Regions from separate parts of the Homo sapiens genome. Here region 2 is linked to region 1. A link is an interaction called in ENCODE POLR2A ChIA-PET data of the cell type or tissue named here. Cell type or tissue: OCI-LY7. All regions are shown on one strand. Each heading gives the region's core, and the rest is flanking DNA. Links, peaks and the distances in the headings are about the cores only.

Region 1 (15,829 bases), core at 3,872-11,871:
CCAACTCAAAATACAAAAGAACTGGGATAAATTCTTGATAGCTGGAATGTTTGGTGGAGGCTTAAAATGAGCACCTTACACCCCACCCCCAACAAAAGGGCCCTTAGCCATTCTTTATAGAATTGAGATCCTGCTTTAAAGAAACCAGAGCACACATGTCTTGCAAGGAATGCATTAATGATCATAACCTGGGTGGCCAAGCATCCAGACAGGCCTGGAACTAGGACTGAACTCTGGTGGCAATACGCAAAGGGCCTGGTTTGACCAATGGGTATCTCAGAAGCTAGTGCAGCCTGCCGCTGTGGCAAGACTAAAAAAGAAACCTTTTGGAGCCACCCCTAAAATAAGCCTCGGTGATGCTGGTAATGAATGTATGAAAATCTAGGGTAGAGGTGGCTTTAGTTCATTATCTAAGAGGTCTCAGCTGATTGGCACTATCAAACTCAAAGGCATGAGGAGTAACACGTCACACAGAAGAAGTCCATGTCCCTCTAGAATAAAACTTAGTAACATGGTGAGTGGTCCAGGCACACACACTGACATTCCCAGGCTTTCATCATACTTTGAATGAAATTCAAGCAACTTCCCATGGCCTATGAAGCCCTGTGAGACCCTAGCTTACTACCCCAATCACACCTTCTACCCCATCCCTGCTGCTCCAGATGCACCGGAACATAGGATCGTTCCCAGCATAGGATTCTGCATCTGCTGCTTCTACTGGGACACTCTTCACCAGCACACAGCCTCGCCCCATAAGTCTCTCCCTTACTTCACTCAGATGTTTGCTCAGTCACTGCCTCCTTTCTGGCTACCCTTATCAAAAATGGCCCACCCTACCCATTCTTCTCTATCCCTTTACACTATTTCATTGGTTATCATTTGTTTCTTCCCTTGGAATAATAAAAACTCCACGAACACAGAAACCTACTATCTGTCTGATTCACCACATAGTCTCTGTTTTCCAAAAATGTGTCTAGGCACATAGCAAATCTCAACAAGGAATGAGATTTGGAATAAATGAATGGACATATACTTGTTGCATTGATACAAATATATTTTATAAAGTAATGAAATATTAAAATAATAAGCAAATAATCATCAATAAGACTAAAATAAACCAAACCAAAGCCAAAGGGCTAATCAAAAATTTGAATGTTTGTGTGCTAAATATTGTACCAACAGCAGCTTAGTAAACCACCCTGAACTCTCCTCTGTACCTGCTGACCTTAAAATTCATGTGAAACTAGGTTCTGGCTGTTACTAAACCAATCTAAATGCCATCAAAAGTTCTCCAAAATCTTGTAGTGGCGCTATCTCGGCTCGCTGCAACCCCCACCTCCTGGGCTCAAGCAATTCTCCTGCCTCAGCCTCCGGAGTAGCTGGGACTATAGGCGCCCCCCACCACGCCCGGCTAATTTTTGTATTTTTAGTAGAAACAGGGTTTCACCATGTTGGTCAGGCTGGTCTCGAACTCCTGACCTCACGATCTGCCTGCCTCGGCCTCCCAAAGTGCTGGGATTACAGGCGTGAGCCACCGCACCCAGCGAATCCTTCTTTAAAGTAACCAGAGCTCACTGAGGCAAGACAGATGGTGCCTTCAGTGACCCATTCTCTAACAACAATGTTGTAACACTTGTCTGCAAAATAGGAACTCATGTTCAATATGTTTTATGTAACTATATTCAATATATTGCAATATTGTTTATGCAACTGAAGAGACCATCAGAACCTAGAAACTAGTAATAGGATTCTCCCAACTCAATACTCCCACTATCACCGAATCACTCTGTGACCATATATTCTTAAAGCACGGAATACATGCCAAAGATGAAAATCCACTAAGCAGAGTCAAAAAAGAGTTATGAACAGATGATGAAACTGAAGACAACTAAGGCCATCAGCCTTGCCCTGCCAAAGATGGTCACTGGCAGTGCAGTACACATGGACACTGAACTCAGGACAGTCCAGGTTCAAATAATCAGTGACCGGCAAGGAAACAGAAGCTGCTGCAAGACTGCCCGGAGTGTCTTCAGAAAGCAATTAGATCTATGGAAGACTAGACCAAGGCAATGCAGGCCTGCAGCACCCCAAGGAACCACAGAGCCATTTCGAGGCTGTCCTTCCAGCCAACCAGACATGGATGGAAGATCTAGACATGCAGATGTTGTTTTAGGTTTCCGACGCGTTTCATGGGAGGCTTAGAAACTTAACTTTCACTTGAAAAGCAACAACTTATCAACCCATCATTATAACCTCAAAGTTGTTTAACAAAGCTATTGTTTTAGTAGGAATGAGGCAGATAACAGGGAAGGACTACTCTTGTCGTTATCTCTAGAAAACTTTCTATTTATGACTCCAGAAAAACAGGTGCATATAAAAATTAGTCATAAGCCAATGGAATGGAGTCTTCCAACTTTTCTGAATTTATCGGTCCATTCACTGATCACAAGTATACATTCATCTTAGTTGAGACATATCAGCCATTGATCGCCTTACTGCCATATAAAGTATGGCCGTTCAAGTCTTACAAAATGTAGCCTCCCAGTTTCACTGCTCTCCTGTCTGGTAAGCAGTGGAGGCACTAGGAAATCTACTCCTCTCCCAGAAAGGATATAGGAGGTTGAAAAAAAAAGAGCAGTAATAAAGTCCTAGCAGTCATGAATGCATTTTGAAAACTTTATGACTAGGGTTGACTATGTCATAGATACAGGCAATTGATTACCAGTGTTCAGAAAGTATTTTCAAGCAGGGCTAATAATCAAACACTCCACATATGAAAGAGAAAACTTCATTTAACAAGCTACCTTTTAAAGCCTTTAATTATTCTAATAAATTATGATTTTCCCCTCAAACATGTGTGAATTGCTGAATGGCATCTTGCCCAATAGAATTTTTCAAAAGAAACTTCAAAAACAATAAAACTAAATATGAGTGTGGTCTACTTAGCTTCTTTGATAAATTTAGTATGATACATTGTTCATAAACTCCTCCACCCTGCCTAATTTTTCCTAAGAGTACTTACCACTATCTGAATTAACTTGATCTGTTTAGTGCCTATTTCTCCCTCTAGAACATAAGCTCAGAAGTGTGGAAACGAAGTCTTATTCCTAGCCCTATTCCCAGCAAATAGTAAAGCCAAAATAGTGAATGGCTTTACAAATATTTGAGGATCAAATGAATGAACAATGACATCTATAACATACAGTCTTTGGACACATATATATGTGAATATGCAACATATATGTACAACATGTTGTATATAAAGATACAAAACAGACAAAGCATTTTACACATGTACAACCTGATGTAGTATAGCATGGGAGAAAACATTAACCTGGAGATAGAATATCAGGGTTTTTATTTTTGTTTTTGTTTGCTAACTCTACCATGTAACAGCTGTATCATCTTAACCAAGTTACTTACACTGTATGGTCCTGAGTCTATTTGTCTGTAGAAAGAACATTCTGAGCTTTATTATCTTTAGGGATACTTTTAACTCGAATATTTTTCTCAATAAACTGGACTCTTTGGAAGGCTGAGGTGGGAGGATCTCTTGAGCACAAGAGTTTGGGGTAAGCTATGATGATGCCACAGCACTCCAGCCTGGGCATCAGAGTGAGACCCTCTCTCTTTAAAGTTCATGTATATATATATAACTTTTGGAGCATGAGAACTAGCTAGATCCTGTCACTGTCAGTGACGGAAGAACGTTGGTAGTGTGGGCTGTGTTGTTTGTGATTTTAAAGGTTACCCTATTTTTATGGGAGGGAGTGGTATATGTAAATATGAGCACATTCTTGGTCCTGACTGTGTTTATCAAGGTCAGAAGGTGTTGGGGAAGGATGACGGTGATAGGGCATGGCATGGCTGCTGAGGAGTTTATAGCTGGGTCCCCTTTCCTGTTCCCAAGCACATGGTATCAGCCGGCTGTCCGGTGGCTCAGTAGGCTCACTGTGTTCCAAAATTACTTCAGAGCATTCGGCTCCACCACTCAAGGAAAAGCAAAATAGAAAATGAGGAGAGGAACAAAGGAGTAGGTTGGAGGAAGGGTGAAATTCATAGGACAGTTTTACAGAGAGCCATGAACCACAGTTAGTTACTGATTTATAATTACCCAGAGGCCAGGAGTTAGAATTTTAGTAGTTTCGTTATTTTGCTTTCCTTACAGCATGGATTATGTAAATTGTTGTATATATGTCTCTTGAATATATATAATACATATTTAAACATACATATAATATACTTAAACATCTATATATATGTTTATATACATATATAAATCCATCTCTTTAAGATGCTCATGCCTTCTGCCTGGCACAGCACACAGCACTGGATCTCTCTGTCAAAGAGTGCTGAGACTCAAGAGTAGAGTCAAGAATTCTACAGAAGAAAACATTCAGCACTCCCCAGTCATACTTTTATTTTCAAGTTTTTATATATAATTAAATCCACAGGAACTATAAAATGCATGTACCTAGCTCCTTTTAAAGTTTAATAAATATATTTCAGCCATTAATCCTGATTTATACTTACAGCTTGTAACATAATTTAGCCCACATGTAGAACTTTGCTTTTTCTATGCCAAGCTAATAAATGCAACCCAGTTTCCTAGAATTTAACAGTACACCATACTCATACTTCATAAAATAAATATCTGAACAAGAGACTCAACACTGTTGTATCTTTTCAGGCACTCAATCTTGATATACTCTTACAGCCAAGAAATCTAGGAAGCTGGCTGAGTTCAAAAAATATTTTTAATAAGGAAGGAACAAAAACCAAAAGCACCCCTATGTTCTAAGGGTGAAAGGGGCGTTGGTGGGATATAACTCAAACCATGACAAACTCTGTGTATGAGAGGCAATTCACAGCTTACAATTTTACTTTCATATGTTATTTCATTTGATCCACAAAACAACATTATAAGACAGACTGGGGCAATATTACTATCTCCAATTTTGTGAACCAGAAAATCAGGTCAAGGAATGACAGTTCCCAGGAGGTGGCAGAATCGGGAATAAAATTCACATCTCCTCTTTTCTTGTCCATGATGGTTCTATACTTTCATTTGATCTTTCACTTATAATAGTCAACCTAGTCTTGCACTAAAACAAATACAGAATCAATACTATCCACACACAATAGATATAGCTAATGAATGAGTGAACAGTAGCGTATAATTTGTCTCTTAGCCAAGCAAATACTATGAGTGGCAGGAAATGACAGGACCTTATCAAGACAGGAAAAATGATGCTGGTAAATTCTTTCTCTTCCCCCTACATGGACAGTAAAAAAAAAAAAAAAAAAATTCTAAGTCCTCTTATAGAAGATGATTACAAGAAAATAAATCTTGGGATCAGGAAAGCAGAACTGAAACCTAAAGCTTATCATGCTGATAAGGATATTTACACAGGAAGCAGTAAGTTACCACTGCTTCCTGTTTTAAGTATCTTATCTGTAAGACACTAAATTTTTTTTCACCACAGAACCTCACATTTAGGACACTTCCCAAAATAGCATCTTCTGATCTTCAGCTGTCAGCTGAAGTTGTTTCATAAATAGCCCAGCATATGTACTCCAGAGAACTGGTCACACTCTAAATGCAAATATAGTCCAGTAATACCAATTCCTTTTAGGCTTTGGTGACAGCATGAAACAAGCAAAATCAAACAGCCACAGAACTTCTAAAGAGAATACCGTAGAGGTCTGTAGCTAATGACCTATGTAACTCTAGCTGGACTATTTCTGGAAACTTTGAAACAAAGGCCATTGGCAGATATATATTCCTGTTTTTTAGTATCAGTTTATAAAGGAACATAAGGTTTGTTTCAGGTTAGTTAATATTTAAACAATTAAAAACAACTTTTTTGCAAAGATTCATTTTGGTGAATAGGATGTATATATAGAAACAGCTGGGTTCTCTGTTTGAAACAACTCTTCTGGGGCCCTTCACAGTCAACAAGTACAGACAGCCAAACTGATTATAAGGGAAGGTGTTTGAAATATTACACATGAAACTCTAAATATATGGAGAAAACACATACATACACACTGGTATAAAAGAAGCCTCACTGTAATCTGTATGATCTAGCATGTCAGGAATTCTACTGCAAGAATTATACAACAAGCTGAGACAATTTCGGTGAGAGAGAAAGAAAAATCAATGTCTGTGTTTTTAAAAGAAAAAAAAGAAAAGATTGTGTAGAATGGGACTGTATAACTTGTTAGCTTGCAAGTTAAAAAAAAAAAAGAATGGGACTGTAGAGCATACCTGGGATTTTATTTTCTTTTGCATCTCGGTCCTTAAACAAAACATGTGTGCTTTTGTGAACTCCTTCCTACACCATCGCCTGCCCCTTTACCCAGCAGCCCCTCCCCATCACATCTCCCCCAGGAAGGCGAAGAAGGGGTTTTGCCTTGGTTAACTGTAACCACTCCAGGAGAGTAGTCTTAAGGCTGATTCCATGCTGTACCTAGTAAAGGTTCAAAAGTACTTGTTGAGTGTTGAAAGACTGTATAAATATGATCCTCAAGCCCTTTTAGCTAATTGGATAGTAGCTGCCCTTTTTCACATAAAGGTGATAGACAGTGAGGCATGGCAGAATGGCCCTCCTTATGATCCCAGAGATAATTCCCTGTAGTCCAACAGAGAAAGCCCTGTTCCTACACTACAGACCAGGCAGTCCAGGCAGTTCCAGATTCCCACTGGACGTCCGGAAAGCACAACAGCCAAGCCTCAATGAACTTCATTAACTTGATTCCCCGAGACTTGAGAGTCCGTTATAGTAAGAAAGAATAAAAATGTTGTAAATGTCTATACTGAATCAAAATCACAAAATACTTTTTTAAAAAGACTACTGGTAGATAGGTTCAAATAAATCTGTTTTTTAAAATGCAAATAACTGTCCTTCAAGGAAGAGGGCTTAAAAAGGCTCTGATGATCACAGTGGTTCCAAGGTGGTACATAACCTATAAAGTTCTGTCTCTGAAAAAGTAAAACACTAACATGGGGCAAATTAAAATGGAGAGAACATGGGGAAATCGGGAAGCAAATGTCCAACTATGTCCAGTGTGGAGTTGGTTTGAAACACTGTACTACAGAATGTTGGACAATTTGGGGGAGGAAAATGATGTAAAAAAAACAAGCAAACAAAAAAAATATTCAAGGTTTGGGAAAGAGCCACAAAATTAATTGAAGATTTTAAAAATAAGAATGATGAGTAAAACCTAAAAATGTTTAGTATTAAAGGAAAGCTGAGACCTGACTTCACAAATGTCTTCAAACACATGTAGAGAAACATTTCATAACAGGTTGGTGGTCTAGGTAAATAAACTATGTTTCATCCATACAAGAGTATTAACCAGCAATAAAAAGAAATGAGCTATCAAGCCACAAAAGATGTGGATGAATCTTAACTGCATATTGCTAAGTAAACGAAGCCAGCCTGATAAGAATACATACTATAATGATTCCAATTTTATGACATTCTGGAAAAGGCAAAACTGTAGAGACAATAAACAGATCAGAGATTGCCAGGGGTTGGGGAGAGAGAGGAAGGGTTGAATAAGTGAAGCACAGAGCATTTTTTAGGGCCTTGATACTATACTGCATGATACTGTAATGGTAAATACAAGTAATTAAGCATTTGTCAAAACCCAGAGAATTTATAGCACAAACAGTAAACTTTAATGTATGCAAATAAAAAAATACACCTAGGAAGTCACTGATCCCAGGATGGAATGCAGAATGTGACAAAATAATCTAAATGTGTTATAAATTCATGAAAAGACTTCAGTAAAAGAGGTAGGAGAATAAGGTGCTGACCGAAGTAACTCTGGAAATGAGGGGAACCTATAAGACTAAAGGCAAAAGAAACTTGACAGAAGCATTGTACTCTAGTTGATAAAGTTGTTTCCCATGGGGCTAGAGTTAACAATCCTGAACTGCTATGTATATGTATGCAGTGAAATTGAACAAACAATTAAATGGATCAAGGATAGTAACAGCCGGACTTCACACTGTTGAGGTGGGAGGTGACAGATAAACAAGGAGGCGAGAATGGTCCATGTGGAAATGGATTGGAGTTAGAGACAGCAATGTGAACTCATGCTTGGCTTAGTACAGATACAGATGGTTACATATAGAAATATTTATAGATATGTGTATACGTATGGGTTAGTACACACATACATTTCCATGCTCTGTCAGCTGAGAAGGCAAAGAAGAAATGACATCTCAGTAGCAACAAACACTGCTAGTTCCCAGATCTTAGTTTCCAATATAATTGTCCATCAGGTATCTGTGGGGGATTGGTTTCAGGATTCCTGTGCCTACCAAAATCCATGGATGCTCAAGTCCTTTGTATAAAATGGTGTAGTGTTTGCATATAACCTATGCACATCCTCCGGTATACTGTAAATCATCTTTAGATTACTTATGATACATAATACAATGTAGTTGCTATGTATAAGTGTTATACCGTATTGTTTAGGGAATAATGACAAGGAAAAAGTCTGTATATGTTTAGTAAAGATGCAACTATCCTTTTTTTTTTCCTTGAATAGTTTTGATTTGTGCTTGGTGAAATCCATGAATGCAGAACCCAAGGTTACAGAGGGCAGACTGTACATTCTCCAATAAAAGGAAGCAGCTCCTTAGAGAAACTGATGATTTTAGAACTGGGGCAGGAAATAAACAAGGTGATCCTGTAGTATATTGGAGTGTCAAAAAGTAAGGGAATGCTCAAAAAAAATACAAAAGCAAGAACCCACAATGATGGGAGTATGTCAAAGGGACACAGGCGCCAACTGAAAGGGCTAAAGCTGGAACAATTTGAGCAACAAAATAAAGTGTTACTGGATTATGACCTGAAGTATAAAATAAGCAGCCATGAGTCCATACTAATATAAATAGAATTGACTAAGTAAATAAGAAGCAAATCTCCTGTGCAGAAGAATCGTGTGTGAGTGTGGGGTGGTTCGGGTGGGGGTGGGTAGATAACTGCCCAATCCTTAATTGTGGGTTGTGTATTGTGACTTTCTGCCAAAGAGCACAATATGGAAAGGCGGGAAAAGGCTAAATTTATAGCAGAAAAACCTGACAAACACTCCTTCAGCCAAGTTATCAAGGTCAACATCGACCTTGAGAAATCCTGTTGATAACAGGTACACTTGATAGGTGATGAAATGGCACCTATCAAGGTGATGAAATGGCACTGTTACAAAGTGTAATCCTTGGTTGGGTGCTGTGGCTCATGCCTGCAATCCCAGCATTTTGGGAGGCCAAGGTGGGCAGATCACTTGAGGTCAGGAGTTCATGGCCAGTCTGGCCAACATGGTGAAACCCCGTCTCTACTAAAAATACAAAAATTAGCCTGGCATGGTGGCGCACACCCATAATCCCAACTACTCAGGTGCTGAGGTAGGAGAATCGCTGGAATCCAGGAGGCAGAGGCTGCAGTGAGCCAAGATCACATCACTGCACTCCAGCCTGGGCAACACAGTGAGACTCTTTGTGGTCTTCATCCCCAAAACACATTACTCAGTCTAATCATGAGAAAAACATCAGACAAATCCCAAATGAGGGACATTCTATTCCTCAAAACTGTCAAGGTCATAAAAAACAAGAAAAATCTGGGAAACTGATACAGCCTAAGGAGACACATAATATAATGATTAAATGCCATGTGGTATCCTGGATGAGACCCTAGAACAGAAAAACAAGGACATTAGGGGAAAACTGAGGAACTCTGAATAAAGTATGGACTTTAGTTAACAATAATGTGTCACATTAGTTCATTGTGACAAATGTATTATACTAATGCAAGATGTTAATAAAGGCAGAAACTAGGTATGGGGTACATAGTAAATCTCTGTACTGTCTTTGGGATAATTCTGTAAATCTGTAACTGTCCTGAAATAAAAAAGTGTATTTTAAAAATGCTATTGAGTTAAAAATGAGTGATAAAACAAGCTTAGGTGACTATATAAATATTCAGGTATTTTGTTTTCCAAAGGATTTTCAAACCTATTTAAAGTTCCTTACCACTTATAGAACCCCAAATTGTAAACTGTATTTGATGAATTATTGTTCTTCATAGAATAGTTAGATGATGGAAAATTTCTTTTAGAGGAAACTCGCTGATATGGCTTGGCTCTGTGTCCCCATCCAAATCTCATCTTGTAGCTCCCATAATTCCCATGTGTTATGAGAGGGACCCTTTGGGAGATGATTGAATCATGGGGCGGGTCTTTCCTGTGCTGCTCTCATGATAGTGAATGAGTCTCATGTGATCTGATAGTTTTAAAAACGGGGGTTTCTCTGCACAAGCTCTCTTTTTGCCTGCTTCCATCCACATAAGATGTGACTTGCTCCTCTTTACCTTCCGCCATGATTGTGAGGCCTCCCCAGCCAGGTGGAACTGTAAGCCCAATTAAACCTCTTTCTTATGTAAATTGCCCAGCCTCGGGTTTGTCTTTATCAGCAGTGTGAAAATGGACTAATCCACTGACCCTATTATTAAGTTTCAGCAAATAAATATATGTTGTATTTGAAACCCAGAAAAGTCATAGTCAGTTTAATTAGAATTGTCTCATCAATTATAAAATATTTTCTATTTATAAATATTTTTTCTAAGCATTTCTTAGAAAATTCATTTCCTGTCTTATTTCCTCTTTTAGCAAACTGATTAGTTGCAGTACCAAGGTTATGATTTTTCCATTTATTCTTCTGCATATTTAAATATGGTCATCGTGTTTTATTTTAAATTTGTTTTTAGAACTTAATAGTACTTTACAGTATATTTCTATAATTTAAATCTTCTGATAAAAATATAATTTATAGCCTCATGATTTTTAAAAAAGGCTATTTGTCACCACTACTAAAATCAGAATGAGGGAAATTCTCTCACATGTAAATGAAGGATTTAAGTTAGCGATAAAGGAATTTCCTCACCATAAAAGCTGTTATCCACTAGAAAAAGCAACCTTAAAATTGTGAGATTTCTTCTTGTGATGTATGGATTTAACAGGAATATGCCTGAAGATCTTTACTTGTAAAATACACAGCAATACCAAAGTAAAAGCTTTTTACATAAGAGCAGTTTCAAGATAGTCTTTCCTCCCAAACATTAAATAGTTTTCTAACAGAATTTAAAAAAAAAAAACTTTTGGAAAAGAAAGGTTAGAGTATATACATTACCACTTTTGCATAATAGTCTTAAAAAGAAAACTCTTTACAATACCTAGTGAAAATTACTACCATCCAAAGCTGCAACATAAGCTATGGTTCATGACATCCCTGTTCCCTCCAACACCCAATGCCCAGTACACATAGGTGGCCACACTTGTGGCCAGCCCCAGTCTTCTCTAGGGCTTCCCAGATGTACCACATACTCCTAACATCCTTCTCTCAATATGTCACCTGTTCCAGATCTCGACTTTCATGTAAGACAATCTCTCTCAAGCACATATACATCAACTTCAACTCTTACTTCCTTCTCTTTTATAATTTGCCCTATTACATCACAAAAATGTGCCCTGGGAAAGTTGGTCCTCTATAGCTTTCTCACTCACATGGCCCTCAAGAAAGGAAGTTCTAAGAAAGCTTGAAGTTTTGTCTGTTTTCTTCACAGTTGTAATTCAAGAACTTAGGAGTATGCCTGGTACTCAGTAGAAATTCACTAACTCCTTATTGTACCACTTAACCAGAATGCTCTCTCATGACAGGTCTACAACCATTTGAGTCTTCAACGACTCCCTACCAAGATCTTCATGATTGGTTATGATTTCCTTTAAATTTCAGGTTCAGCAATTACAACAGCTTACTTCTGCAATGAATGGAAAAATCTAAGAAAATATTCAATACCCACCAAGTATTAGCAGTAGTAATGTAGTTAACAAAAACTTTATTTTCCTGAATAGGATATGATTCTGGTCTACAGATAAATGAGGTGTTGGTATATTTCCATATTGTGCTTTAAAATCCTATGGTCCAACATTCATTCATTATTTAGATACAACAAACAGTATCTACCAAATGCCAGACTCATTCCACTGAGCATTCAAATCTACTCAGCCACGCTGGTGAAAAGAGAAATAGCCTAGCTCAATACCAGACACATATCTATAAGGACACACATCTTCAAGTTTTAGAAAGCAGCAAAAATGTGAATCAACCGTGAAGGGCCAATAAAACTGAAGTCTTATTTAAAATAAAATAGAACTAATTTATATTACAGATCTTGTGGAGTTGTGGGTTTCATACCCAAATGTGACAAATGTTCTGCTGTAAGTACTATAAAAGTTCTTGGATCCTAAGTTTTAGCTCAATACTTCAAATGTCCAACAATATTTAAAAACAATTGCTACAGTAGCGGACACACCAGTTTAGAATACACATTCCATTACTTTGGTCATTACACCAGTCCAGCCTCAATGAAGTGTGGAAACAAAAGTCAGGGAATGCAGGGGAAAAGTCTCAAAGCAATTAGGTTCAGTTTTCCAGACCAAGGTAACATCTTAGCAGAGTACCTACCAAGGGCTACACTGGCAAAATGGACTCATTTAAATTTAATTCCTTTTCCTAAACCTTATGCATATTTTAGTAGAGGGGCTAATTAGCAACAAAGAGGAAGAAAAAGGAGGAGCAATGGGACACATCAGGAGGGAAATCTATGAATCACAAACTTTCTAACTGACCTCTTTTTAAAAATAGAGGTAGCAGCCGGGTGCGGTGGCTCATGCCTGTAATCCCAGCACTTTGGGAGGCCGAGGCGGGCGAAACACGAGATCAGGAGTTCAAGACCAGCCTGGCCAACATGGTGAAACCCCATCTCTACTAAAAATACAAAAAATTAGCTGGGCATGGTGGCAGGTGCCTGTAATCCCAGCTACTTGGGAGGCTGAGGCAGGAGAATCGCTTGAACCTGGGAAGCAGAGGTTGCAGTGAGCTAAGATCACACCATTGTACTCCAGCCTGGGCAACAGCATGATATTCCATGTCAAATAAACAAATTAATTAAATTAAATTAAATTAAATTAAAATAGAGGTAGCTGTGATATAATGCTTATTTTTCAAATAATTTTCTCATTGCTTTTGATATCTGAAACGTCAGTAAAAATGCTATGCTATGACCTAGATCAGTAAGCTACAATTAACATCAGAAGAACTATACTAGTAGAATAAAAGTTGATGAGCTACTGTTGGAAGCACAAAAATAAATCTTGTCAAAACAAAGCAAAGTTCCTGTCAATCTTCAAAAGAATGGTTTGGGGGAAGGGAGGAAGTGTCCAAGATTTAAGATACATAGGAAGTTGCAATTAATTTTATCCAAGTTTTTATATTCAGTCATACCAGATTACAGTCTTGTAATTTTGATGGACTTTTTAATATATCTGATATTGTTAAATCTGAATTTTTTAAATATTGGACAAATGAAATGGTTTGAGATACTCAAAAAATATCCACATTATTGTTCTTGTTTGAAACTTTTCTAAAGCCATCCTCTCCCTTGATCCAAGACTCTTCCCTGAACTGTTGATAAATATGTTTTCAATGTGTCAAGCGTTTTGTGAGCACCAACTTGGATAATGGAGTCATGAAATGAAGAGTGAGCCTACTCTCAAATAGCTCACAATTTTTAGTAGGAAGGAGTGCCATAAAACCAGTAACTGAAGCAAGGACAGGTGGTGTTACTGCTTCCATCATCCTTCATGAAGGGGTAAATTTTCTGAACTAAAAGGAGAGGCAGGGTGGTTGATACACTTGAACCCAGCTAATAAAAGATTTGGGCATTTTCTTTGGTCAATGCATTTAAAGGCATTGATTTTACATTGCAAATGCAATTTTACTTACTTTCGCTGGAAATCCATTCAGAACTCCTCTCAGCTAAGAGAGTTGTTCCTAAACAACTTCTGCCATTATTTTTAAAAATAATATTTCCCATCCACAAAAAAGGAAAAGAAAAGAAAAATGCTGAAGTTTCCTAAAGTGGTGAGTAACAGTAAATCCTGAGTTGGGGTAGGGAGGGAGCCGTGGAATAGGGCTCTATTCATAGAGAAGAGACACATTAATTAAAAATCCACCTAAAAGGAGCCAGTGAATTAGATCGAATTGGGTGGTATGGGTTTTTGTTGTGTACTTGATAATGCAAAGACGCTTTCCATGAGCCCATCTAACTAATACAGCGTGGTGGGAAGCAGGCTTTGAAGACACAATAACATTCCTCCAGCGAGCTTCAAGCTGGAGGCTAAAGCACCAGCCATTCATTTTTCCATCTTGAGACACATTCTTCACCCAGTTCAAAGGCCCAAGAAACAACAAGCCTGTACACTTTCTGAAGGTCGGCCTCTGTAGGGACTTGTGAGGGACTAAAGGCTCAGGCTGCAAAATATTTTTAAAGACCAAGTTTTAGGAATGTAACCTTTTTTATTGGACTGCAGTTTCCACTCCCTTGCCCTCCTCCTCACCCCTAAATACACACACACACACACACACACACACACACACACACACACACGTTTGGGCAAAAGGGAGTTTTAATTATACTCTTGGTAACTTCCAGGGTACTCTACAAATGGAAATAAAATATTTTTAGAAATTAATTTATTACCTATTCTTTTAAAAATGTAATATTAATATTCCTTAACCTAACCAGAAGGAATGGGATTCGCTTTGAAAGGAAGTTATTGTTTAGCTGTGGTTCAAAGAGTATGCTGGAATTGGGAAGGGGGGCAGAGGGAGCTAGTAAGGGTGGGTTAGGGGGGTGGACTGGAGCTGCCAAGATCACAATATAAATACCACCACGTTCAACTTTCAGTCTCTCCCTCTTGGCTCCCCTCCATGACATATTTTATACAGTGTCTTGTTTTGTTTTGTTCTGTAACCTCAGGAACATTTACGGTATTTGAGATTCTGGTAAAAGCAAAATGTAAATAGTAGCTGATGGGAGAGCTGGGTGAAGAGTTAACTAAAGTACTGCCTTTGCTTTGAGTAGGATGTGGCAAACCATTTGCATTTGCTTTCCAATAATCAGCAACTTTGTGTTACCCAAATCTAGATTTATGCTCAGGCAGCGAAAGCCCTTTCAAACCATTTCAAAGTCTCTGACTCCATTTAGGCCCTTGCTCTCCACCTCCCCAGACAAAATGCCCAGCGCCCTGCACCAGTTCTCATGTGGCTCAGTTTGTTGTGTAAGTGGGGACAAGCAGTAAGTCATTGGTGAAGAGACAGTGGGAAGATATCCCCTGGCTCTGCGTTCCCTTCCAGTACCATATTTGCTTTCAAGTCCTATGTGAGCCACCTGAGGACTGTTACAAAGTGTAATCCTTGGTTGGGTGCTGTGGCTCATGCCTGGAATCCCAGCATTTTGGGAGGCCAAGGTGGGCAGATCACTTGAGGTCAGGAGTTCATGGCCAGCTTGGCCAACATGGTGAAACCCCGTCTCTACTAAAAATACAAAAATTAGCCTGGCATGGTGGCGCACACCCATAATCCCAGCTACTCAGGTGCTAAGGTAGGAGAATCGCTGGAATCCAGGAGGTGGAGGCTGCAGCGAGCCAAGATCACACCACTGCATGCCAGCCTGGGCAACACAGTGAGACTGTGTCCCAAAACAAAACAAAACAAAGTGTAATCCTCTAACCTAGTTCATAGTAGACATCTAGAACAAATAGTATATTTTCACCATCCACCAATGGCACTAAAAATAGAGACAACCGCATCTACTACTAGAAACCTCAATAGTCATTTTTCAATGTTTTACTTAGGGGTGAGCTTTCAGCCTTCACTCAACTAATAAGAGGTATTCTTAAGGAGATCTAACTCTTA
Region 2 (15,829 bases), core at 4,741-12,740, 150 kb after region 1:
TCTGCTCGGGATAGCTTTGGCTATTCTTGGTCTTCTGTGGTCCCATGTAAATATTACAATTACTTTTTCTATTTCTGTGAAGAATGTCATTGGTATTTTGATAGGGGTTGCATTGAATCTGTAGTTTGCTTTGGGTAGTATGGACATTTTAACAATATTGAGTCTTCCAATCCATGAACACGGAATATGTTTCCACTTTTTGTGTCTGCTTCAATGTTTTCATCAATATTTTATAGTTTTCATTGTAGATATCTTTGACTTCTTTGATTAAGTTAATTCCTAGGCATTTTATTTTACTTGTAGCTATTTTAAATATTTGTATTTAAATAAATAAATAAATAAATAAAAACTTGTAAATAAATACTTGTATTTACTTGTAGCTATTTTAAATGGGATTACTTTCTTGGCTTTTCAGATTGTTTGCTGTTAGCATATTGAAATGCTGCTGACTTTTGTATGTTGATTTTATATCCTGCAACTTTCCTGAATTTATATATCACTTTTAATAGTTTTTTGGTGGGTTTTTCCAAATATAAGATCCATACCACCTGCAAACAAAGATAATTTGGCTTCTTCCTTTCCAATTTGTATGCCCTTTATTTATTTGTCTTGGCTGATTGCTCTAGCTAGGACTTTCAGTACTATGTTGAATAACAGTGGTGAAAGTGTGCATCTTTGTTATATTCCACATCTTAGAGGAAAGGCTTTCTGTTTTTCCCCTTTCAACATGATACTAGCTGTGGGTCTGTCATATGTGACTTTTATTGTGTTGAGGTGTATTCCTTCTATGCTCATTTTTTAGGGTTTTTTGTCATGAAGGAATGTTGAATTTTATCAAGTGCTTTTTCAGCATCAGTTGAAATGACCATATGGTTTTGTATCTGTTGATATAGTGTACCACATTGATTGATCTGCTTATGTTAAACCATCCTTGCATCACTGGGATAAATCCCAAATGGTCATAATGAATGATCTTTTTAATATGTTGAATTCAATTTGCTATTATCTTTGCATCAATGTTCATCAGGGATATTGGCCTGTGGTTTTCTTTGATATCTTTGTCTGGTTTTGGTATCAGGATAATACTGGCCTCATAGAATTAGTGTGGAAGTATTCCCTCTGCCTCTGTTTTTCAAAATAGTTTGTGTTGGATTGGTATTCATTCCTTTTTAAATGTTTGGTAAAATTTAGCAGTGAAGCCATTGGGTCCAGGGTTTTTCTTTGCTGGGAAATTTTTTATTATGGCACCAATCTCATTACTTTTTATTGGTTTGTTTAGGTTTTGGGTTTCTTCATGGTTTAATCTTGGTAAATTGTGTGTGTCTAGGAATTTATTCATTTCTTCTAGGTTTTCCAATTTATTGGCATACAGTTGCTCATAGTAGCCTTTAACAGTCCTTTGAATTTCTGTAGAATAGGTTTTAATGTCTACTTTTAATCTCATTTTTATTTGGGTCTTCTCTCTTTTTTCTTAGCCTGACTAAAGGTGTGTTGATTTTGTTTATGTTTTCCAAAGAACAACTTTTTGTCATGAATCTTTTGTATTGTTTTTTTCGTTTCATTTAGTTCTACTCTTTATTACTTCTTTTCTTCTACTATTTTTTCGTTTTGTTAGCTCTTGCTTTTCCAGTGGTTTAAGATGAATCATTATGTTATTTGAAGTTTTTCTACCTTTTAGATACAGGCGCCTATTGCTATAAACTTCCCTCTTAGTCCTGCTTTCACTGTATCCCATAGGTTTCAGAATGTTGTGTTTGTATTATCATTTGCTTCAAGAAATTTTTGAATTTCCTTCTTAATTTCCTCATTAACCCACTGGTCATTTAGGAACATATTGTTCAATTTCCATGTATTTGTCTAGTTTCCAAAATTCCTCTTTTTAGTGATTTCTAATCTTATTCCATTGTGGTCAGAGATGATACTTGATATAATTTCAGTTTTTTTCAACTTTTTAATATACTTTTTTGTGGCCTAACATATAGTCTATCCTTGAGAATGATTCATGTACTGAGGAAAAGAATGTGTGTTCTGCAGCTGTTGGATGAAATGTTCTGTAAATATCTATTAGGTCCATTTAGTCTATAGTGCAGATTAAGTGTTATGTTTCTTTGTTGAGCATCTTTCTGGAACACTTTTCCATTGCTAAAACTGGGGTGTTGAAGTCTGCAGCTATTATTGTATTGGGATCGATCGATCTCTTAAGCTCTAATAATATTTGCTTTATATATCTGGGTGCTCCCGTGTTAGATGCATATATAATTATAATTAATATATCCTCTTACTGAATTGACTGACCCCTTTATCATAATATAATTACCTTCTTTGTCTCTTTTTATAGTTTTTATCTTCAAATCTGTTTTGTCTGATATAAGCATAGCTACTCCTGTTCTTTACTGGTTTCCACTGGAATTAAGTATCTTTTTCCTTTTTTTTTTTTTTTTTTTTTTTGAGACGGAGTCTCACTCTGTCGCCCAGGCTGGAGTGCAGTGGTGTGATCTCGGCTCACTGTAAGTTCCACCTCCCGGGTTCACGCCATTCTCCTGCCTCAGCCTCCCGAGTAGCTGGGACTACAGGTGCCTGCTGCCACGCCCGGCTAATTTTTTGTATTTTTAGTAGAGACGGGGTTTCACTGTGTTAGCCAGGATGGTCTCGATCTCCTGACCTTGTGATCCGCCCACCTCGGCCTCCCAAAGGGCTGGGATTACAGGTGAGAGCCACTGTGCCCAGCCTCTATATGTATTTTCATTCTCTATAGGTGAAATGTGTTTCTTGTAGGCAACAGATCATTGGACCTTATATTCATTCTATTCTGTGTCATTTAGTCTTTTTTCATTTAATGCTATTATTGTTTAGTAAAGATTTACTCCTACCATTTTGTTATTTGTTTTCTGGTTGTTTTGTGGTCTTCCCTTTCCTCTTCCCTTCCTTCCTGCCTTCCTTTTAGTGAGTGATGTTCTCTGGAGGTATGTTTTAATTTCTTGCTTTTTATTTTTTGTGTATCTGTTGTATATTTTTTGATTTCTGATTACCATGAGGCTTGAAATTAATATGACCTTTTTTTAAACTGATAACTTAACACTGATTGCATAAACAAACAAGCAAGCAAGCAAGCAAAGAGAAAATGAATAAAAACTCTACACTTTAACTTTGTCCCCCTGGTTTTTAGCTTTTGTTTCTACTTATATTTTATTATACTGTTTACGTTTGAAAAATTGTTGTAGTTATTATTTTTGATTGGTTCATCTTATAGTCTTTCTACTCAAGATATGAATAGTTTACACACCACAATTACAGTGTGTCCTTTTATTCTGTTTTTCTGTGGCTTACTATTACCAGTGAATTTGTACCTTCAGATGATTTTTTATTGCTCATTAACATCCTTTTCTTTCAGATTGAAGAACTCCCTTTAGCATTTCTTGTAGGACATGTCTGGCATTGATGAAATCTCTCAGCTTTTCTTGGGAAATTTTTTATTTTGCCTTCATGTTTGAAGGATATTTTCGCTGGATATACTATTATAGGATAAATTTTTTTTTCCCCTTCAGCACTTTAAATATATCATGCCATTCTCTCCTTGCCTGTAAGGTTTCCACTGAAGTCCGCTGTCAGAACTACTGGAACTCCATTGTATGTTATTTGTTTCTTTTCTCTTGCTGTTTTTAGTATCCTTTCTTTTTCCTTGACTTTTGGGAGTTTGATTATTAAATGTCTTGAGGTAGTCTTATTTGGGTCAAATCTGTTTGATGTTCTGTAACTGTCTTGTACTTGAATATTGACATCTTTCTCTAGGTTTGGAAAGTTCTGTTATTATCCTTTTGAATAAACTTTCTACTTCTATCCCTCTCTCTCTCCATCCTCTTTCAGGCCAGTAACAGTTTGATTTGCACTTTTAGGGCTATTTTCTAGATATTGAAGGTGTGCTTCATTCCTTTTGTCTCCTCTCACTGTGTGTTTTCAAATAGCCTGTCTTCAGGGTCATTAATTCTTTCTTCTGCTTGGTCAATTGTGATGCATTCTTCAGTATGTCAATTACATTTTTCAACTCCAGAATTTCTTCTTGATTTGTTTTAATTATTTCAATCTCTTTGCCAAATTTGTTTAATGGGAATCTCTCCCTTCAGGGAAGTGGGGTCCCCTCTGGCCCAGCTCAGGTCCAGAAATGCTTTCCAAGAGCCAAGGCCTGGAATCAGGTACCCCAAGAGCCTGCCTGATGCTCTACCCTGCTGTGGCCAAGCTGGTACCTAAGCTGCAAGACAAAGTTCCCTTTACTTTCCTCACTTCTTTCCTTAAGCAGAAGGAGTCTCTCCCCAAAGCCACCATATTGGGAATGTGCTTGGGTCAAACCTGAAGCCAGCATGTCTCTGAGTCTCACCCAGATACCATGGGGTAAGTACTGCCTGTTTACCACAGTGGCCTATTCAGGTCCCTAGAGCCCTTTAGTCAGCAGGTGATGAATCCTGCTAGGATTGAGTCTTTCTCTTCAAGGCAGAAGGTTTTCTTCTGGCCAGGGTGCGTCTAGAAATGATGTCTGGTAACTAGAGCCTGGAATAGGGGCCTCAGGACTCTGCTCGGTACCCTATCCTACTGTGGCTGAGCTGGTATCCAAGTCGCAAAACAAATTTGTCTTTACTCTTCCGTTTTCTCTCCTCAAGCACTGGGAAATAGTCTCTTCCAGAGCTGCGAGTTGCAGTGCCTGAGGTTGGGAGAGGGGTAACACAAGCACTGACTTGGCTGTCCCGGCTGATGTCTCACTGGAAGGCATGTCCCCCAGGTCCACTGGCTCTGAGCCCAGCACAGCACCAGAGCTTACCCAAGAATTGCAGTTCTTGTGACTCAGACTACCTTTCAAGTTTATTTAGGACCCCAGAGCACTTTTGCCCATGGTGTCAGGGCCTGATGGAACTCAGGTTCTGACCACTGGGATGGGCAATTCCCCTCTGGCCTAGGCGGGTCTAAATGCTCACTCCCTGGGTGCTGGCTAAGTTCTGCCCAGTTTTGCTTTCTGGCAGTGCTGAGTTCCAATGGGATGTCCACAATCACTGTGCTCTCCCTCCCCCAAGTACACAGATTCTCTGTCTATGCTACCAGGGGATGGATGAGGAGTGGCATTGGCAATTCAAGACTATCTTTCCTTCTCCCTTCAGTGCCTCTTTCAGTGTTGTGAAGTTAAAACCAGGTACTGTGATCACTCACATGATCTTTGGTTCTTATGAAGGTGATTTTTTCTGCAGATAGTTCTTCAGTTTGGTGTTCCTCTGGGAAGGATGATCTGTAAAGCTTTCTATTTGGCCGTTTTGCTCCACCTCCCTCCATCTCACCACATTTAATGTTGGTAGTGATAACAGACATTTCTATATGCTGCTGATATGAATGCAAATTGGTATAACCTTTCTGGAAAACACATTGGAAATGTATAATCAAGAGGCTTACCTTCAGTGATTCCTTGACTAGGAATCTAGCCTGAGGAAATAATAGAGAGATGGTCCAATATTTGTTTTTAAGTTACTGATTCCCTAATTAAATTTAGTAACAAAAACTTAAATACATTGAAATTTGCACAACAATGTGTGCAAGGGTTAAATCAGTTGTGGTTTCATTGTAAAATGGAAATATTAGGCATCTATTAAAAATAACATTTTTGAAAAATTTAGTGGCATGAAAATATGATTACAACATAATTGCTGAATGAAAAAACGTAAGGCACAAAATAGTATGTACCATATGGCCAGAAATTTATAAAATAAGCCAACTCAAACCAAATATTTTTCCTTAGGAAAAAAAAATGAAAACGGCCTTTGACAAATGTCTTCTTGATTCTTACACTTAGACAATTACAATGGTTTCAAAGGAAAATAAAATTCAAATTAATATAAATTTTTATAAAGCTGCTTCCTTTGCCATTGTTAGTTACTGTATAAGGCACTTCAAGAGTCTTTTTAGACCTGTTTCCTTGAAACTAGTTTCGTGTGCTGTTCAAAACATTCATTCAAAATAAAATTCTGTGGTCAAATAAGCTTGGGAAATATGTAATTAATTGGTTTCTTAATTGCAGAGCTAATTAGAATCATAAGTAGCATACCAGTGTCATTGTGGATATTCAAGGAGGTATGGTTTGCAGTATTTCCCAAATTTATTTGAATGTAGAGTTTGTGTGTTTGTGTGTGTGTGTTTCAGAGGGGAAAGGGAAGAGGAGGAGAGGGAGGGAGGATAGAAGAGAGAAACTAGAATTGTTTGGGCTGAACCCTCTGACAGGTTGGAGACATCCTGTTACTTTGCCTCTAAATCCTTCAATGTGTATCTTTTGAAAAATAAGGGCCATTGGCCAGGTGCAATGGCTCACGCCTGTAATCCCAGCACTTTGGGAGGCCGAGGCGGGTGGATCATGATGTCAGGAGATCGAGACCATCCTGGCTAACACAGTGAAACCCCGTGTCTACTAAGTAAATAAAAAAAAAAAAAAAATAAGGGCCATTGTGCTACTTATCTACAACATCATGGCCACATCAAAGAAAATTAGCAGGAATTCCCTAGTAACACCTACCATTTAGTCCAAATATGAAATTTTCTAATTTTCTCAAAGAGTATGTTTTATAGTCAGGTTTTCAAGGTTCTGATGTTGCATTTGATTATTTCTTTTTAATATAAAAACCATACCGTGCCCTTTTTATGATTTAATTTTTCAGGACACCAGTCTCATTGAATGGTAGGTGTCTTATTATTTCTTTGTGGTGTATTTAAATAGTTAGTTCTGTGTATTTCTGTATATATTGGCACTTACATTTGAGGACTTGATTAATTGGATTTGGGTTACACATTTTTAGCAAGAAAATGTCATAGGTAACACTGTGTTCTTCAGATTGCATCAGGTCAGGAGATACACTGTGTCAAGCCATACCACTAATACCTGGTTACTAGTTTCAGAAAGTGACTGACAAGTCTCTCTGTTGCAAAGGTACATTTTTCCCTTTGCTGTTTGCAAGTTCCACATGAAGTGATACTATGTCACCATATGAATATCCTGTTTCCTAAAAATTACTTGAAAACCTTTCAAGTAATGGTTTTTGTAGTCTTTGGTGATCTTTTTTTACAAGGCTAAATATTAGTCTTGTATTATGCACTTCTGTATAAAAACTGATCACCTATCAGTTATTTCTTTGGGTTCCTTGTTAATATTTTTATTTCTTTAAAATTTATAGTGAAATTTACTCCGTGTGGTGTACACTTATGTGAGCTTTGACAGAAGTATAGAGTGGTTTATCATAACAATCTAGATACAGCACAGTTGTATCACTCCAGAAAATTACCCATCACTCTCCCTTTGTAGTCAACCTACTCTGACCCTTAATCCTCAACAAGCACTGTTCTCTTCTCCATCTCCTTAACTTTGCTTTTTCCAGCATGTCATATAAATGAAATCACACAGTATTTAGCTTTGAGAGGTCGTACTTCTTTCCCTGAGCAAAGTTTATTTGTTATTCATCTCTTTCTATTAACTATATTGATAATTTTTTTTCTTTTATGGTTGAATTATACTCTAGTGTATAGATATACCAGAAGTTTTTTTTTGTTTTTTTGTTTTTTTGTTTTAATCCTTTCACCAGTTGAAGGATATTTGGGTTGATTCCAGGTTTGACATTTATGAATAAAGCTGCTATAAAAATTTACGTACCGGAATTTGTGTAAATATAAGTTTTCATGTCACCTAGGTAAGCACATAGGAGTAGGGTTTCTGGATTATATATGGTAAATTTATGTTTAACTTTATAAGAATCTGCCTGTTTTCCTAAGTGTTTGTACCAGTTTTCGTTCCTGCCGGCAGTATATGAGAGTTCCAGTTGCTCTCGGTTCTCCCAGCATTTGGTATTTTCAGTTGTTTTTATCTTAGCCATTCAAATAGGCGTGAGGTTGCAGTTTTCATTTATATTTCTCTAATGACTAATGATGTTTCTGTTTATCGACTACCTATATATCTTCTTTGCTGAAGTTTCTGTTCCATTATTTTGTCTACTTTTAATTGGATTGTTTGTTTTCTTATCTTTGAGTTTAGGGAATTCTTTATATATTCTGAATAAAAGCGCTTCATAAGATAGGTGATTTGCAAATATTTTCCCTGAGTCTGTGGCTTTTTCCCCCATTCTCTTAAAAGTATCTTTTGTGGCACAAAAGTTTATAATTTTGATGAAGCACAATTTATCAATGTGTCAAGCATTTAGTGTTGTATCTAAGAATCTTTTGATGTAACCCAAGACCATGATTTTCTGCTACATTTTCTTTTAGGAGTTCCATGGTCTTAAAATTTACATTTAGATATATAGCCCATTTTGAGTTAGTTTTTATATAAGATGTGAGGTATGAACCAAAGTTTGTTTTTTGCTTGTGGACTTCCAAATATTTCAGCACCATTTGTAAAAATGACTATCAGTTCTCCAATGAATTGCCTTTGTACTTTTTTCAAATAACAATTGAATATGTTTACATCAGTCTATTTCTGAAAATGTAAAAAACTTGAAGTCATATCAGATATCTTCTCAGACCATTGCAGAGTAAAACTAGAAATCAGTTCTAAAAGGAATCCACAAAACCATATAAATACATGGAAATTAAGCAAATCTGCTCCTTTATGATTTTTGGGTTAACAATGATATCAAGATGGAAATTAAATAATTCTTCAAGATAAATGATAATAGTGACACAAGATATCAAAACCTCTGGGATACAGCAAAAGCAGTGCTAAGAGGAAACTTTATAGGGCTAAATGCCTACATCAGAAAGTCTGAAAGATCACAAATTGACAATCTAATGTCACACGTCAAGGAAGTAGAGAAATGAGAACCAACTAAACCTAAAGCTAGAAGAAGAAAAAAAATAACAAAGATCAGAGCAGAATTAACAGAAATTGCAACAACAACAACAACAAAAAAGATCATGAAACAGAAAGTTGGCTCTTTGAAAAGATAAACAAAATCATAGACCGTTAGCTATCTTAACCATGAAAAGAAGAGAGAAGATTCAAATAAGCTGAATTAGAAATGAAAATGGAGACACTACAACCATCACCACAGAAATACAAAAGACCATTTGAGATTACTGTGAACACCTCTATGCATACAAACTAGAAAATCTAGAGGAAATGGATAAATCCCTGGAAATATACAACCCTCCTAGCTTTAATCAGCAAGAAATAGAAATCCTGAACAGACCAATAACAACCAGTGAGATTGAATCCATAATTTTTTAAATTGCCAACAAAAAAAACCCAGTGCCAGACAGATTCACAGCCAAATTCTACCAGACATTCAAAGAATTGGTACCAGTCCTACTGAAACTATTCCAAAAGACTGAGAAAGAGGGAATCGTCCCTAATTCATTCTATGAAGCCGGTATCACCATGACACCAAAGCCACAAAAGGACATAACAAAAGAATAAAAATACAGACAAATATCTCTGATGAACGTAGATGCAAAAACTCTCAACAAAATGCTAGCAAACTGAATCCAACAGCACATCCAAACAATAATTTACCATGAACAAATGAGTGTCATCCCAGGGTAGCAGGAATGGTTCAACATTCACAAGTCAATAAATGTGATTCATCACACAAACAGAATTAAAAACAAAAACCATATGATCATCTCAATTGATGCATAAAAAGCATTTGCTAAAGTCCAGCATCCATTTATGATAAAAAATGTCAACAAACTAGGAATCGAAGGAATATACCTCAACAAAATAAAAGCTATCTGTGACAGACTTACAGCCAATATCATACTGAATGGGAGAAAAGGTGAAAAGAATTCCCTCTAAGAACTGGAACAAGATAAGGATGCCCGCTTTCACCACTCTATTCAACACATTACTGGAAGTCCTAGCTAGAGCAGTCAGGCAAGAAAAAGAAAGGACGTTCAAATTAGAGAGAGTCAAAATGTCTCTGTTTGCTGATGATATGATTGTATGCTTGGAAAACCCAAAAGACGACTCCAAAAGACTTCCTAGATTTTATAAATGAATTCAGTAAAGTCTTAGGTTATAAAACTAATGTATACAAATCAGTAGCACTGCTACACACCAACAGCCACTAAGCTGAGAATCAAATCCAAAACTCAACCCCTTTTATGATAGCTGCAAACAAACAAAACAAAAAACAAAACAAAACAAAACAAACTGGGGATAAACTTAACAAAGGAGGTCTCTACAAGGAAAACTATAAAATACTACTCAAATAAATCATAGATGATACAAACAAACAAATGTATGTCCCATGTTCAGGTATTGGAAGAATCAATATCATGAAAATGACCATAATGCCTAAAGCAATCTGCATATTCAATGCAATTCCTATCAAGATACTAACACTGTTTTTCACAGAAATGTAAAAAATAACCCAAAAATTCATATGGAACCAAAAAAGAGCCTGAATGCCAAAGCAGTCCGAAGCAAAAAGAACAATCCAGAGGCATCACATTACCTGACTTCAAATTACACTACAAGGATGTAGTAACTAAAACAGCATGGTACTGCTGTAAAAGTCGATACAAAGACCAATGGAACAGAATAGAGAACCCAGAAATAAAGCCAAATACTTAAAACCAGCTGATCTTCAACAAAACTTAAACATTAATTGAGGAATGGACACCCTATTCAATAAATGGTGCTGGGAAAACAGCCACATGCAGAATATGAAACTATCCCTATCTCTCACCATATAAAAAATTAAAATCAATTAGAGACTTAAATCTTAAGACCTGAAACCATAAGAATTCTAGAAGAAAACCTAGGAAAAACTTCCCTGGACATTGGCCTAGGCAAAGAATTTATGACTAAGACCCCAAAAGCAAATGCAACAAAAACAAAAATAAATAAATGGGAGCCAGTTAAATTAAGTTTCTGCATGGCAAAAGAAATAATTATCAGAGTAAAATACAACCCACAGAATGGGAGGAAATATTTGCAAATTATGTATCTGACAAAGGACTAATATCCAGAATCTACAATGAATTCGAACAAATCAACAAGAAAAAAAAATAAACCTGTCAAAAACTGGGCAAATGACATGAATAGACATTCCTCAAAATAATACATACAAATGACCAAGAAACGTATGAAAAAAATGCTTAACATCACTAATCATCAGGGAAATGCAAATTCAAACCACAATATGAGATACTACCTTACCCCAACTGGAGTGGCCATTACTAAAAAGTCAAAAAGCAATAGATGTTAGTGTGAATGTGGGGAAAAGGGAATGCTTATACACTGATGGTAGGAATGTAAATTAGTTACCTCTATGGAAAACAGTACAGAGATTCTTCAAAGAACTAAATGTAGATCTTCCATTTGATTCAGCATTCCCACCACTGATTATCTACTCAAAGGAAAAGTCATTATATCAAAAGAAGTCATTATGCACACCTGCATGCATATGTTTATTGCAGCATAGTTAACAGTTGCAAAGATACGGAAACAAGTGTCCATCAACCAATGAGTAAAGAAAATGTGATATATATACACCATGGAATGCTACTCAGCCATAAAAAAGAATGAAATAATGTCTTTTGCAGCAACTTAGATGGGGCTGCTGGAGGCCAATATTCTAAGTATTAATAACTCAGGAATAGAAAACCAAATACCATATGTTCTCACTTATAAGTGGGAGCTAAACTATGAGTATGCAAAGACATACAGAGTGGTTTAACAGACTTTTGAGACTCAGAAGGGGAAAGGGTGAGAAAGGGGTGAGAGATTAAAAAGCCTACATATTGGATACAATGTACACTACTTGGGTGATGAGTGCACTAAAATCTCAGACTTCACCACTATACAATTCATCCATGTAACTAAAAATTACTTGTACCCCTAAAGCTACTGAAATAAAAAAAATTGAAAATCTATTTCTGGACTTTCTGTATTTTTTTCATTGATCTATGTGGAAATCTGTCCTTCACCAATACTAAATGATTTGATTTCTTTTGCTGTATAATCAATCCTGGAATCAGATAGCATGGATCCTCTTAGTTCTTTTTTAAAATTACTTTGGGTATTCTAGATCTTTTGCCTTTCTGCATGAATTTCAGAAGAAGCTTGTTGATATCTACTGAAAAAAAAAATCCCAAGATTTTGACTTTATAGATCAGTTTGGGAAAAATTAACATCTTAACAACAATGAGTTTTTCAATCCATGAATATGGTATATTTCTCCATGTACTTAGGTCTTCTTTGATTTCTTTGACCAGTGTTTTATAGTTTCGAACATGCAGATCCTCCATATGTTTTCTTAGATTTATACCTAAGTATTTTATGTTTTTTTGTAGGATGAGGTTTGCTATTTTAAAAATATTTTCTCTATCTGTTGAGACGATTATATAGTTTTTCTTTTTTATTAGCATACTATATTACTTTGATTTTCAAAGCCAAAGCAGTTTTGCATTCCCAGGATAAATCTCACCTGGTTGTGCTGTATTACACTTCATCCTGGTAAAAATGCCACGTGCACCTGAAAAGAATGTGTATTCTGCTGTTGTTGGATAGAATGTTCTATTTAAATGTTATTTAGATGAACTTAGCTGATAGTTTTTTCTAGGACTTCTGTATCCCTACTGATTGTCTCCTCGATTTAATGAATTCTGTTAGTATTTTGAATTACCTGTGATAATTATGAGTAATACTGAATACCTATTGTTGCAATAGTTACTCTGGACACATCAAAGACTTCAAATTCCTTTACCATCACCTTATTTTAAGGATGGGCATGATTTACCAGAGGGTTTTTCTCGGTATCTGCTTGAACTTCAGTTTCAGGTCCTCGTTTTGTGCTGTGACTCGGATAGGTTCTCCTTCCACTCCCTTGTCCCTCTCCCGGTAGTATAGTGCAATTACTTGTTGCTCTATGCTTTGTAGTCTGGTGGTGAGAGGCAAGTTATGGGTATGTCCTGATTAAGCCTTAGTCTTAAGCAGTTACTGTGCCCCTGGGTTTGGCAGTATGGCCTTCTCAGTGTTCTTGCCCCTCCCCCGGATTTAGAGGGTATGTTTTATTTTTCTTCCTTTTCCCTTCTTAAAGTTGCCATATGTTTTCACTAGCTCCCCAAGGGAAATGGTGGTTCTGCTAGTCCGTTCTCACACTGCTATGAAGAAATACCTGAGACAGAGTAATTTATAAAGAAAAGAGGTTTAATTGACTCACAGTTCCACATTGCTGGGGAGGCCTCAAGAAGCTTACAATCATGGTGGAAGGCAAAGGAGAAGCAGGCACGTTCTTCGCAGGGTGGCAGGACAGAGTAAGTGCAAGCAGGGGAAATGCCAGAGGCTTATAAAACCATCAGATCTCATGAGACCTCACTCACTATCACGAGAACAGCATGGAAGAAACCGCCCCTGTGATCTAATTACCACCGTGTGGGGATTATGAGGATTACAATTCAAGATGAGATTTGGGTGGGGGCACATCCAAACCCTCTCAGTGGTTTTTGCTCTTCTTTCAGGCATGTAAGGCATTATTCCATAGGCTATCTAGGGGAGAAGGATCTGGGCAGCCTTTCATACATTTCCTGGAGTGGGTGCTGTTCTTTTCCCACAGGACTGTACCATAGTGATAAAGGATGCTTTCTCTGGACTCTCCCTAGTCTCTCTTGTGAGACCAGATGAGGTTCTGAGAAAACCTGAAAGTGGGTGTGAATTTCTTTATATCATAGCCCTCCGGGGATTCTGGGTTCCCTTGCTGGCTTACAGTCAGCCTTTACCAATCTTCTTACAATTTGGCCGAAATTTTTTCACTGGTGTCCAGCAGAGACTGTCCTAGGTGAGGAAGTGCTCATGTGTCATTTTAGATTTATATTTGTTTAGTTGGCTGATCTGCTACCTCAGGTCTTTGATGGGTTCAAGAAAAGTTATTAGGTAGTCTCTCTGAGCCTACTCTGGCTTGGGAGGCTGCCCAATTAAAAAAAACAAGTTAATTTAAGGATTATGTAGCATTTATGTTTTTTATAAGGATGAAAGTGATGCCCTTTCCAGCTTTCTACATCCCAAGAGGAAGCTAGGAGCATTCCTTATTCTTCACTGGGGTTTGAATTATCATTTCTTGCATACTATTTATCAATTTTGTTTTCTTACATAAAGAGGATTTTTCCATCATGAAATAGATAGAAACTATAGTTTCTTTTTAAAAGTCTGGGTAAATCTCTCTTGGATTCCAAGGTTTTAGACTAAGGAGTTAATGTAATAGTTACCAATAATACTGAGTTTTGAAAAGACCCACTAACAAGCTCATTTGGTAGAAAGAATGCCAGTACCCCAGAGAAACATCCAGTACTATTTATAGTCATGCATTACATAATGTTTCGCTCAGCAACAGACCACATATGTGACAGTGGTCCCATAACATTATAAAACTATATTTTTATTATACCTTTTCTATGTTTAGATACACAAATACTTACCATTGCATTACACTTGCTTATGGTATTCACCACAGAAACATGCTATAGAGGTTTGTAGCCTAGGAGCAATAGGCTATACCATATAGCCTATATGTGTAGTAGGCTATGCCATGTAGGTTTGTGTAACTACACTTTATAATGACTGCACAATGACAAAATTGCCTAATGACACATTTTTTCAGAACATATCCCTGTGGTTAAGTGATGCATGACTGTCCTCTCAAACTTTTCTTTAGTTAAATAAATTGTAAGGGTACATTGAAAAATCAAGGTAGCTAGCAACTTTTAACCTCAGAATTTGCTATTATCGTATTTCATAATAGTACCTGGCCATAATTACAAGTCCTAAAGATCATGCCAGGAATAATAATGCCTAAGTTGCCTTTGTAGAAGAAATATTGAAATTTATATTATTTCAAGGGGCTTGAACATTTACTACTACTAACAAAAATCTTGTCTTGTTCTGTTGGCAGTCTCAGCTTTTATAAATGAATCCAAGAGGCAGCTGATACCACAGTAATAGAAAAATTTTGGAAAGGAGCCATGTTTTTCTTTGAGTCAAAAGGCAGATGCCAACTAGGAACATTAGCTCCTTGCATTTTTTTTCTCCCCCAACCCCACATCCCTCTGTGCATAATTTATGCCTTTTTCTTTTCTTTTTTTTTTTAAATAGCCTGCCACCAGGTTAAGTTGGTGCTGGGTACAAAGCTCTGTCCTTTTCAATTTCTATCTGCCAGCGTGCAGCATGGGTACTGGTTGAAGCCGGAAATCCTTACTGACATGTGGAGTAACTTGTGCTTCTTTTCTTAGATTCTTCTGAAAGGCAAATGGCCACAATCACACTTTGGCTGTCTTGTGAAAAAATCAAGCAGAATTGTCACCCCCAGCTCTGCACTACACAGTTGAGGTTGCTAGGTAGCATATATGAAACTATGGTGGAATATACTACAAAAGTCTTGGCTTGAGAATGAAACTGATTGCTGCTTTGTTTCTTAGTCTCTAGATGTAAAAACCGGGAAAGCCATATTAGAAAAAATATTTAGATTTCAAATTAATATGTAGTGCTTTGTTAACAGAGCATTTAATGATCCCTTTGAATCCTGTTTATGAGCAATCATATATTCATAGGGACCAATTGAGATACGCTTTAAGTTAAAAAGGGGAGATAATTTATTTAATTAAGTTGTACATTTTTCTTTTTTCTGATGCAACATCAAGGTATGTAAAAGTAACATTTATTTGTCTTACTGTGTGGCAATTTTTGTAAAGAATTGGATAAATTATGTTGATGTTCTTTTCATCTTTGATGGTGTGTTACAAAGAAAAAACGATGGGAATTTCAGTGACCTGAGTTTCATTCCTAGCATAACCATTAACTAACTTTATTTGTGCTGTGAGT

The links. Peaks named below come from ENCODE experiments on the same cell type or tissue, not always from the same donor. Only the 100,000 strongest peaks of a DNase experiment are listed, where the experiment ranks them.
Region 2: POLR2A ChIA-PET joins it to region 1 with 9 read pairs; 2 of 35 experiments call an interaction of 5 or more read pairs at or near these places.

What each region holds. Positions count from the first base shown.
Region 1 is chr2:226,767,389-226,783,217 of GRCh38, forward strand. The region is part of intron 1 of IRS1 (insulin receptor substrate 1); the gene reads right to left. Among named protein-coding and RNA genes, the nearest start is that of IRS1, 25 kb to the right of the region's middle. RefSeq lists an enhancer at 14,645-14,939. In OCI-LY7, for the core only: no CTCF peak of the experiment used is centred there; a DNase peak (open chromatin) is centred at 5,533; H3K4me3 peaks cover 2,641 bases; H3K27ac peaks cover 3,917 bases.
Region 2 is chr2:226,919,778-226,935,606 of GRCh38, forward strand. All of the region lies in intron 8 of RHBDD1 (rhomboid domain containing 1), which reads left to right. Among named protein-coding and RNA genes, the nearest start is that of RHBDD1, 92 kb to the left of the region's middle. In OCI-LY7, for the core only: no CTCF peak of the experiment used is centred there; no DNase peak of the experiment used is centred there.